Regions from separate parts of the Homo sapiens genome. Here region 2 is linked to region 1. A link is a contact called in ENCODE Hi-C or POLR2A ChIA-PET data. All regions are on one chromosome and are shown on one strand. Each heading gives the region's core, a stretch centred on a gene start or an enhancer-like site at or near the end of the contact. The rest is flanking DNA. Distances are from core to core; before and after follow the strand shown.

Region 1 (3,946 bases), core at 793-3,292:
TCAATGTGGCTAATAACTTGATGTGGGAGGTACTGAGTCTCAGTAGATGACCCACTGTACATGGCAAAATGCTAAGTACTTAGTAAGGGATCAATAAATATCTATTAATTAAAGTACAGAGAGATAACAGGTAGCATTATTTGAGTATTCATTCCAGGTCATTATGTATTCACTGAAATAAATGTGTTTCTTATTCAACCTCACATCAATCCCAAGGTACGTGCTATTATTATCATCCCCGTCTTACAGATAAGGACATTTGGGCACAGAAAAGCTAAGTAACTTTCCCAGTTACTCAGTTGGCAATTGGTATAGTGAGTGATGTTCTTAGGGTTTTAAACAACAAAATATCTGGAAATAAAATTCTACATGGCTATTCCTCATAATAAAAGTATTTTTAAAAAACGAAAAAGAACACTATAAACAGTGAGTGCTGCTAAAGGTTTAATAAGTGGTTGTCTAGGAGAGAACTATGGTTGCCATCTGCCAATTTCCAAAGTGTAAACGCTCTCACCATAGCCAATTTTAAGCTATCAACAAAGACATCATTGAACATGGAATTGGGAAGAGGTCTCGACATAAACCAGTTCCAGCACTCCACTGCCTGTAACCTTCAACAAGCTATACAGGCAGAGTGACTTTAACAGACTAACTACATGACCAGGAAGATAACAAGTAAATCAAAGAAAAGGTGCAAAACTGCTATCTCTCTTGTTTGCAAGACTCTGTATAAGTCATAGTCAATTTATATTTGAAATTAATAAACTCCTAAGGAATATAATGTGTGAAAGGCAATGAAAATGAATAAGTAATTCATAGACATTCCTCAAGGTAACATACATTTTCTATGAATGACAGTTGACATTTATAAAGTATTCTTTATATGTGATTAATGAACTGTGATTAGTAAGTGATTTCCTGCTAAACGATTTCTCCCTCAAGGGGCAACACAAGAGGATTTATTTCCAACTAGAGAAGTTGAAAATGAAAGCACAGCTGAAGGAAATGAAGTTATCTGGGTCAGCAACAGATACTGCAACCGAAAACGGGGATAATTTTTGCATACCCTGTGCTTTCAAACTGCATGTCATATAAAAGGTGTTGAATGAATAGTGATCATAAGAAAGGAGGGAACAAAACCAATCATAGAACTAGATTTTTTCACTAACTATAGTCAATAGCTGTATAACAACGCTTCAGTCAACAAAGGACCCACATATATGATGGTGGTCCCATAAGATTACAATGGAGCTGAAAAATTCCTACCACCCAGTGACATTTGTAGACATCATAACCTCATAGCACAACACAATATCTTTTCTACGTTTGAGTATGTTTTGATACACAAATACATAACATTATGTTACAACTGCCTACAGTATTCAATAGGATAACAGGCTGTATACGTTTGCAGCCTAGGAGCAATAGGCCGTACTATACAGCCTAGATGTGTAGTAGGCTATACCATTTAGGTTTGTGTAAGTATACTCTATGATGTACACACAACAATGAAATACCCTAATGACACACAGAATATATCCCCATTGTTAAGGCATGACGTGTGTGTGTGTGTGCACGCACGTGTGTGTACATATATATTTTTTAAATTATTTACAGTTAGTGACTACAGATATATTTATATAAAAGGGAGTTCAAATTATTCATATTTGTATGTTTACACTATTTCTTTAAAAAAATTCCTTTAGGTTATTTAACAATATTGTTGAATGAATAAGTCTAGTTAAATGAATTTTATATGGGTATAAAAGGGAGTTAGAATTATTACTATATTGATCCTATCACTTTTTTAAGTTCCTTTATCATTTAAAAATAATGTCCAATGAGTAAGTACATTTGGATAAATTTTGAATTAAATATAAAATCTATTTTTTACATAGAATGCAAATGTAATGTTAAAGAGAAGTAACCAGTAATTGCAAAGCAAAAAATGCAAATTCTACACAAGTTTACTTAGGCAGTTAGCAAACTGAAACCAGTATAACCCCATTTTTGGCATGTGGCAAGTCTGTTGCTGACCTGTTACTGAATCTGGCTCCCACAAACCGTCAGTCTATTACTTAACAGTATCCTGGCTTAAATAGACTCAATAAAACAAATGTAATTCACTAGCACTGTCTCATGCTTATTAAATTCATATGCAAAACAAATCCAAAATGTGCCTTGAGCCTTGTTAAGAGTCTATACATGTTGCTTTCTGTTGCTCTTCTTGTCACAGTAGTAGGATGCACAGATCTTTTATTAGGTCAATTTAACTATTGATTTCTACTCTTAGCGCTTAAAAAATGCCAGAAAAATGTTAACTTTTTCAGTCCACTGCTGCAGGGGAGAAAACCTCACAAAATTAGTGATTATAAATGAAAAAAATCAATCAATAAAACTGTCACGTAAAATAACTCATACCAATCTTGTTACATATCAAAACTGACATTTTTTCCCAGCCCAGTTATCAGACTGAGATAATATAGATGTATTTTTTAATCTTTGTGGTATCGTAATTAGAATAATTCAAGTTAAATGATTTTAGTGTTCTATATACAAGGCTAGTTTGCATTTCCGTGACATAGCCTTTCAAAAAGGGAGCTGCGTCAATTTTTAATGAAATGCATGACCTAATTTACAACTGTAATGACTATAATTAGTCTAATAGTTTGTGTTTTTTTAATCTTGGGGATGGGGCAAGGAAAGTTATGGCATGGGTCAGGAGCTATGAACGCTGGTGATGTACCACATTCTATTCCATTTTAAATTTAATACAAATAAAGTAATATTTATTGGAAGGCTACAATGTGTTAGGCTTAAGAAGACTAAGGCACGGCCTTATAAAGCTTCCAGACAGGGAACATGGAGTTAGAAACCTAACAGCAATGGTCTATATTAGGAGTATGACAGAGTTCTAATGTTTTTCTCTTGTCACTGCATTTTTATGCAGTACAAAAATATGGTTAAAAAAACTCTGTTTTCATTATTTTTTAAAATATCTATACTATAATAACATAACCTGGCTTTTAAAACAGTATCTAAAACAAGAATAAACAGTCTCTGTGTTTGGAATAGATTCTCTTAGGAGATTACTGATATGTCCAGATTTAAAAAACAAAGAACAACCATAACAACAACAACAAAACCTCAGGATAAAATAAATACCACTATCTCTTTCAGTTAGTTTGAAAGTAGATCTGAATACATTTTCTTTTGAAATTGACATGCCACTGTGTGCAATGCAAATAGGAAGCAAGATTGGAAATACACAAAGGCAGAATTACTGAGGAAAAAAAAATCCTTTAAAATTTGATGGAGAAAGGGACACCAGGCTTGATCTACTGTCTCTTGAGCATTTTAATAATTTCCCAACTTGCAAGATTAGAAAATTAGACCTGCTTCTCAATTACTAACGAATAAAATGAATGTAGAAGGAAGACCTCTACACTCATCTCTTTTAAATGCTGCATGAACAAGAGGCTCACTGTTCAAGACATTAAGTATTGCTTCATGGCAAGGGGAGATATTCTGTAAAGTTGTATCATTTTTAAGATTATTACCAGGGACTTACCCTCTCGGAAAACTCACCCTATTTGCAGAAAAAGATGACAGAACTAAAATAATGGATTAGCAGAACTTTACTCTCTAAGCAAATGACTTTTATAAAATCTGAAGTTCCCTGAAGAAGGCCAGTAAGTCTCAATGAGTAACATATCACAATGCTCAAGTGGTGATTGTAGCATTTGTTACCAGCTACATAATTACTCTATTCTAACTCTTAATGAGCCTGAAGTACTAAATTTTTAACTCCCCTGATGATCCTCTTCAAAGTGGATAAATGTAGGTTTCTCCTCAATCAAATATTTAATTGTCAGTACTACTGGCACCAACACACAATCTGGAACATTTTTTTACTCTCTAGAACTTTTCAGTTCTTCTAAAAATA
Region 2 (3,946 bases), core at 548-3,047, 84 kb before region 1:
ATTTCACTGTTTTGATGCTGTTATTTGTTTTACAAGTAGTATACTATACCACAGAGTAAATATACATAGTATATATCCTGTTAATAAGTAAATATTATGTATCTACTATGTTTAAATCATATGTTAAACTATGGAGGAAATATATTTTCATATTAACACTATTGTTTTTTGTTTTAAGTTCTGGGGTACCTGTGCAGGATGTGAAGGTTTGTTACATAGGAAAACATGTGCCACAGTGAATGGTTTGCCGCACCTATCAATCCATCACCTAGGTATTAACCCCAGCATGCACTATTTTTCCTACTGCTATCCCAATCCCCCTCAATCTCTTGCCTCGCCCTCCCCAACAAACTCCAGTGTATGTTGTTCCCCTCGTGTCCAGGTGTTCTCATTGTTCAGCTCCCACTTATAAGTGGGAACATGTGGTGTTTGTTTTTCTGTTTCTACATTAGTTTGCTGAGGAAAATGCCTTCCAGCTCCATTCATGTCCCTGCAAAGGATGTAACTATGTTTCTTTTTATGGCTGCATAGTATTCCATGGTGTAGGGATATCACATTTTCTCTATCCAGTCTATCATTGATGGGCATTTGGGTTAATTCCATGTCTTTGCTATTGTAGTAACACTAATTTTTCTATTAATGTTTAAATTCTCAAATATTCATGACTCTTTAACCTAAATAAGTAAATAGGATTTTTTTATTACATAATTGTCTGTGTTTAGTATCATAGCACCCTTGTACTTATTTCATAGTTTTACCATCTTTAAAGGCAAGAAACTATTCTTTAAATCAAACACAACTTCTACTGTTTTGATTTCTTCATTGGTCTTTCAGGTAACACCAGCAACAAATGCCTAGCATCCCCACAGAAGGTGAAAAAATGAGGCAATTCTCTTATTTTGCTAGGCAAGCAATCTCTAGTCTTCTAAATTAAGGTAGATATAGCAATCCTAATCAATATTTAAAGCTTAACTTTCTAGATGTAAATTGCTATTTATTCACCCAATCAGCGTAACAGCAAATGCATGGAGCTCAATTCAACCACAAGAGCTGGGAGATTTTTTTCGTACCAGTGAAACAAACTAAAAAAAAAAAAAAAAAAAAAAAAAAGAACATATTTCCACTGATATAATCCCAGTTTCTTTCAATTACTTTACCACAGATATAAAACATGTTTTCAAATGAAACACAATATAAAACAAATGTAGATTTTTCCCCTTTCCTGGTCCTGTGAAAAGTTCACACAAACACACACACACACACACACACACAGTGGCTTAACAATTATTGAGACTGCCAATAAAAGAAAGAAAAATACACACATACAAATACACACACAGCCTATTGAGTTCAAATTTGTAACTTTACCATGGCCTGAAAGAATATAATGTAATAGATTCTTTTTAACGGCATTAAACATTTTTTCATCAGTGCATAATCTAATCACAAATGGGATTTTAGGTTAGACTTTTCTAGCTACTTAAACAGCCCTCTTGAGTATTCAATAGCTGTTCTAGGCACTATTTTGTAGAACACTCCTAAGTTTAATGGTGAAGATTCTCAGATACTGAAACCAATAGCGACATTTACGATATCCCAAAATATCCTCACTATTGACGCAATATCAACACACCCCCACTCAAACACTGGGATACTATGACTTTTTTTTCCCCAGAGAACCTAAGAGCTTTAATTGCACAATTCCCATTAATCATCTTGAAAATGGCATAACTGAAACTCTACACTTCTACAGAACATTATGTAATGCATGAGAGTCAAAGTAGCTGCCACTGAGAGGGCTGAGAAAGGGAAAAAGGCAACAAATCACACACACATTCTTGTGACAAAAAATACCACTTTTTTCTCCAGCAGCTTTTGCCTGTGAGAAATCAGATACACATACAACTGTTGCAGTAGCAGTTATTTCAGCACACAATTTTAGCTGATAGTCATCTGAAGAAATCTTAATCTCCTCAGAGTGGGCCTATAAGGCTCTTCTATTTAGAGTTGCTTGTGATGGGATGCTGTAAAAAGAAAGTCTCACTTTTTTTTCATACCTATGGCCTCCTCTATCCCAGAGAATCTTAGAAAAGTGTATCACCACTGCTGAGGTTAATGCTATGCAGGGCTTAACTGCACCTATTGTCTGCCACTATTCCATAGTCTTCATAGGCTCCAAAGACAGATCTGACCACCATCCCTGAGCCAAACCAGAGTCTCTATGACCTTGTGAAAGCCCAGTGACATTTGGTAGGTGCCAGCATCATTGAACACTCCAACATTTGTTGGCTGCTTTTTTTATAGCATCATGAAACTGGAAATGGCAGATCACTATGTTTCTATTATTTTTAAATTGCTTCATTATTTTTTCAGTACAGCAACAATCAGATTTCTAAACTGTTTGTAGCTGAAATACTTCTGAAGTTTTATGACATCCAAATCAGACACTTTTCAATCTTGGCTAATAGTTAAAAGCCCTAACATTTACATAATAAATGTTAGCGCTCTATGTGTAGAGCATGCCTTTCAGTGGAGAAACACAAAATGTGTTATAAATATTTATCCAATTTATCATTGTACCATTACTAGGTGGATTTACAGTATGACTGTCTCTATTAAATTTCTAGAGCTTTCCTGGGGATAAAACAGAGGTAAACTTCTTAAGTCAAATGCATCCAATTTTTCTTCTAACAATCTCTTGAAAGACTTATTTAAGCAGTTCTTTACAGACTGCTTAAACATAGTTTAAGACTAGTTCCTAGTACATTTACAAAGCAAAAATGCTCCAACTTTAAATCTCTCCTTCCCTTCAGGAAGTACTGACTAAAAACCAAAAGGTATATTTTTATTATAACACAGGAATAATAAAACTTACATAGTGCTTCCTATATTCCAGGTACTGTTTTCAAAACTTTACCAATGTTAATTCCCTTAATCCTCTCTCAGTATTACTGGGAAGGGTTGTTTGTAACATTTCAGTTTTTCTGAATACTTAAGTACGACAAAACAAGTGACTGAACCCAGGCAGTTTAACTACAAACTAGGTGCTCCTAATCATTACTGTAGGGATATGTATTTGTACCAAGTGTATCCCACTTGATCATCTGTAAGTTGTTTTGCTTTTGTTTAATCATTGACTGCTAATACTAGAAACAGATGACTCTAGGTCAGAACCAAATGGAAGTCTTCAACCCTTTTGAGTTCTGCAAAGGAGAAGATATTTCATAATGTAAGCAACTGAATTTGGAGAAGACTAATCCACATAGCATTTCCAAAGTGTAATGGGAAAAATTTAGATGCTTTTGTAAATTTCAATTTACTTGTCATTTTTTTTTCCTCAGAGGAACCTGTCTTACAGTATCAACAATATTTTTAAGAAATGGAACACCAAAGAAGTTAAAATATTGCTTCATATTATCTACTTCAATAAGAAACCTAGTGAAGCAAGAGGTTCTTGGATTATCTATATATTTCACTGACATGCCTCTTCAATTTGGATATAACACAAATAATGAAAAATTAATTATATATAGTTATATATTATATTTAGATATAAAATAATTTAAAAACTATTATATAATGAAAAAGTTATATATCTTTGTGTGTGTATATATACATACATATATATGTAAACATACATACAAACACATAAAATTAAAGATATAAAGTTAGACAGTAATATAGGATGGTATGTTTTAAGGGGCAAGTCTTTATTGAGAAATATAAAAGTAACTAAAGGAAATCAGAGAGGAAAAACATTTTGGTTAAGTCAGCTTGAGAATAATAACATCATTACTTAGTATTTATATGAGGCATTTGTTGTATTTGTACCTGCTAGATCCCACATATCCCTACAAATAAAGTAAAGTATCTCTAAAGTGATAACACTTATTCAGTCATGATAAATTTCAAAGTATAATATTATGTAATATGTTTCCAACAACCT

Evidence for each region. Hi-C counts contacts between places; a loop is a spot of excess contacts on that map. ChIA-PET counts read pairs that join two places held with the same protein, here RNA polymerase II (POLR2A). Pooled maps may share reads with other maps.
Region 2: a loop to region 1 is called in a map of psoas muscle, with 2.2 times the contacts of the local background. The contact joins two enhancer-like sites. A Hi-C loop is called at or near these places in 6 of 168 maps with a recorded cell type or tissue (CD8-positive, alpha-beta T cell, MCF 10A, PC-9 and 3 more) and 2 of 50 pooled maps. POLR2A ChIA-PET finds 5 or more read pairs at or near these places in 18 of 52 experiments (A549, BJ, CD4-positive, alpha-beta T cell and 13 more).

Annotation. Positions count from the first base shown.
Region 1 is chr3:152,321,092-152,325,037 of GRCh38, reverse strand. All of the region lies in intron 2 of MBNL1 (muscleblind like splicing regulator 1), which reads right to left. Among named protein-coding and RNA genes, the nearest start is that of MBNL1-AS1, 53 kb to the right of the region's middle. RefSeq lists an enhancer at 1,274-1,323. Within about 2 kb of position 2,042, at least 6 of the 41 ENCODE cell types and tissues checked have a DNase peak (open chromatin) inside an H3K27ac peak, as active enhancers do.
Region 2 is chr3:152,404,374-152,408,319 of GRCh38, reverse strand. The region is part of intron 2 of MBNL1 (muscleblind like splicing regulator 1); the gene reads right to left. Among named protein-coding and RNA genes, the nearest start is that of MBNL1-AS1, 140 kb to the right of the region's middle. Within about 2 kb of position 1,797, at least 6 of the 41 ENCODE cell types and tissues checked have a DNase peak (open chromatin) inside an H3K27ac peak, as active enhancers do.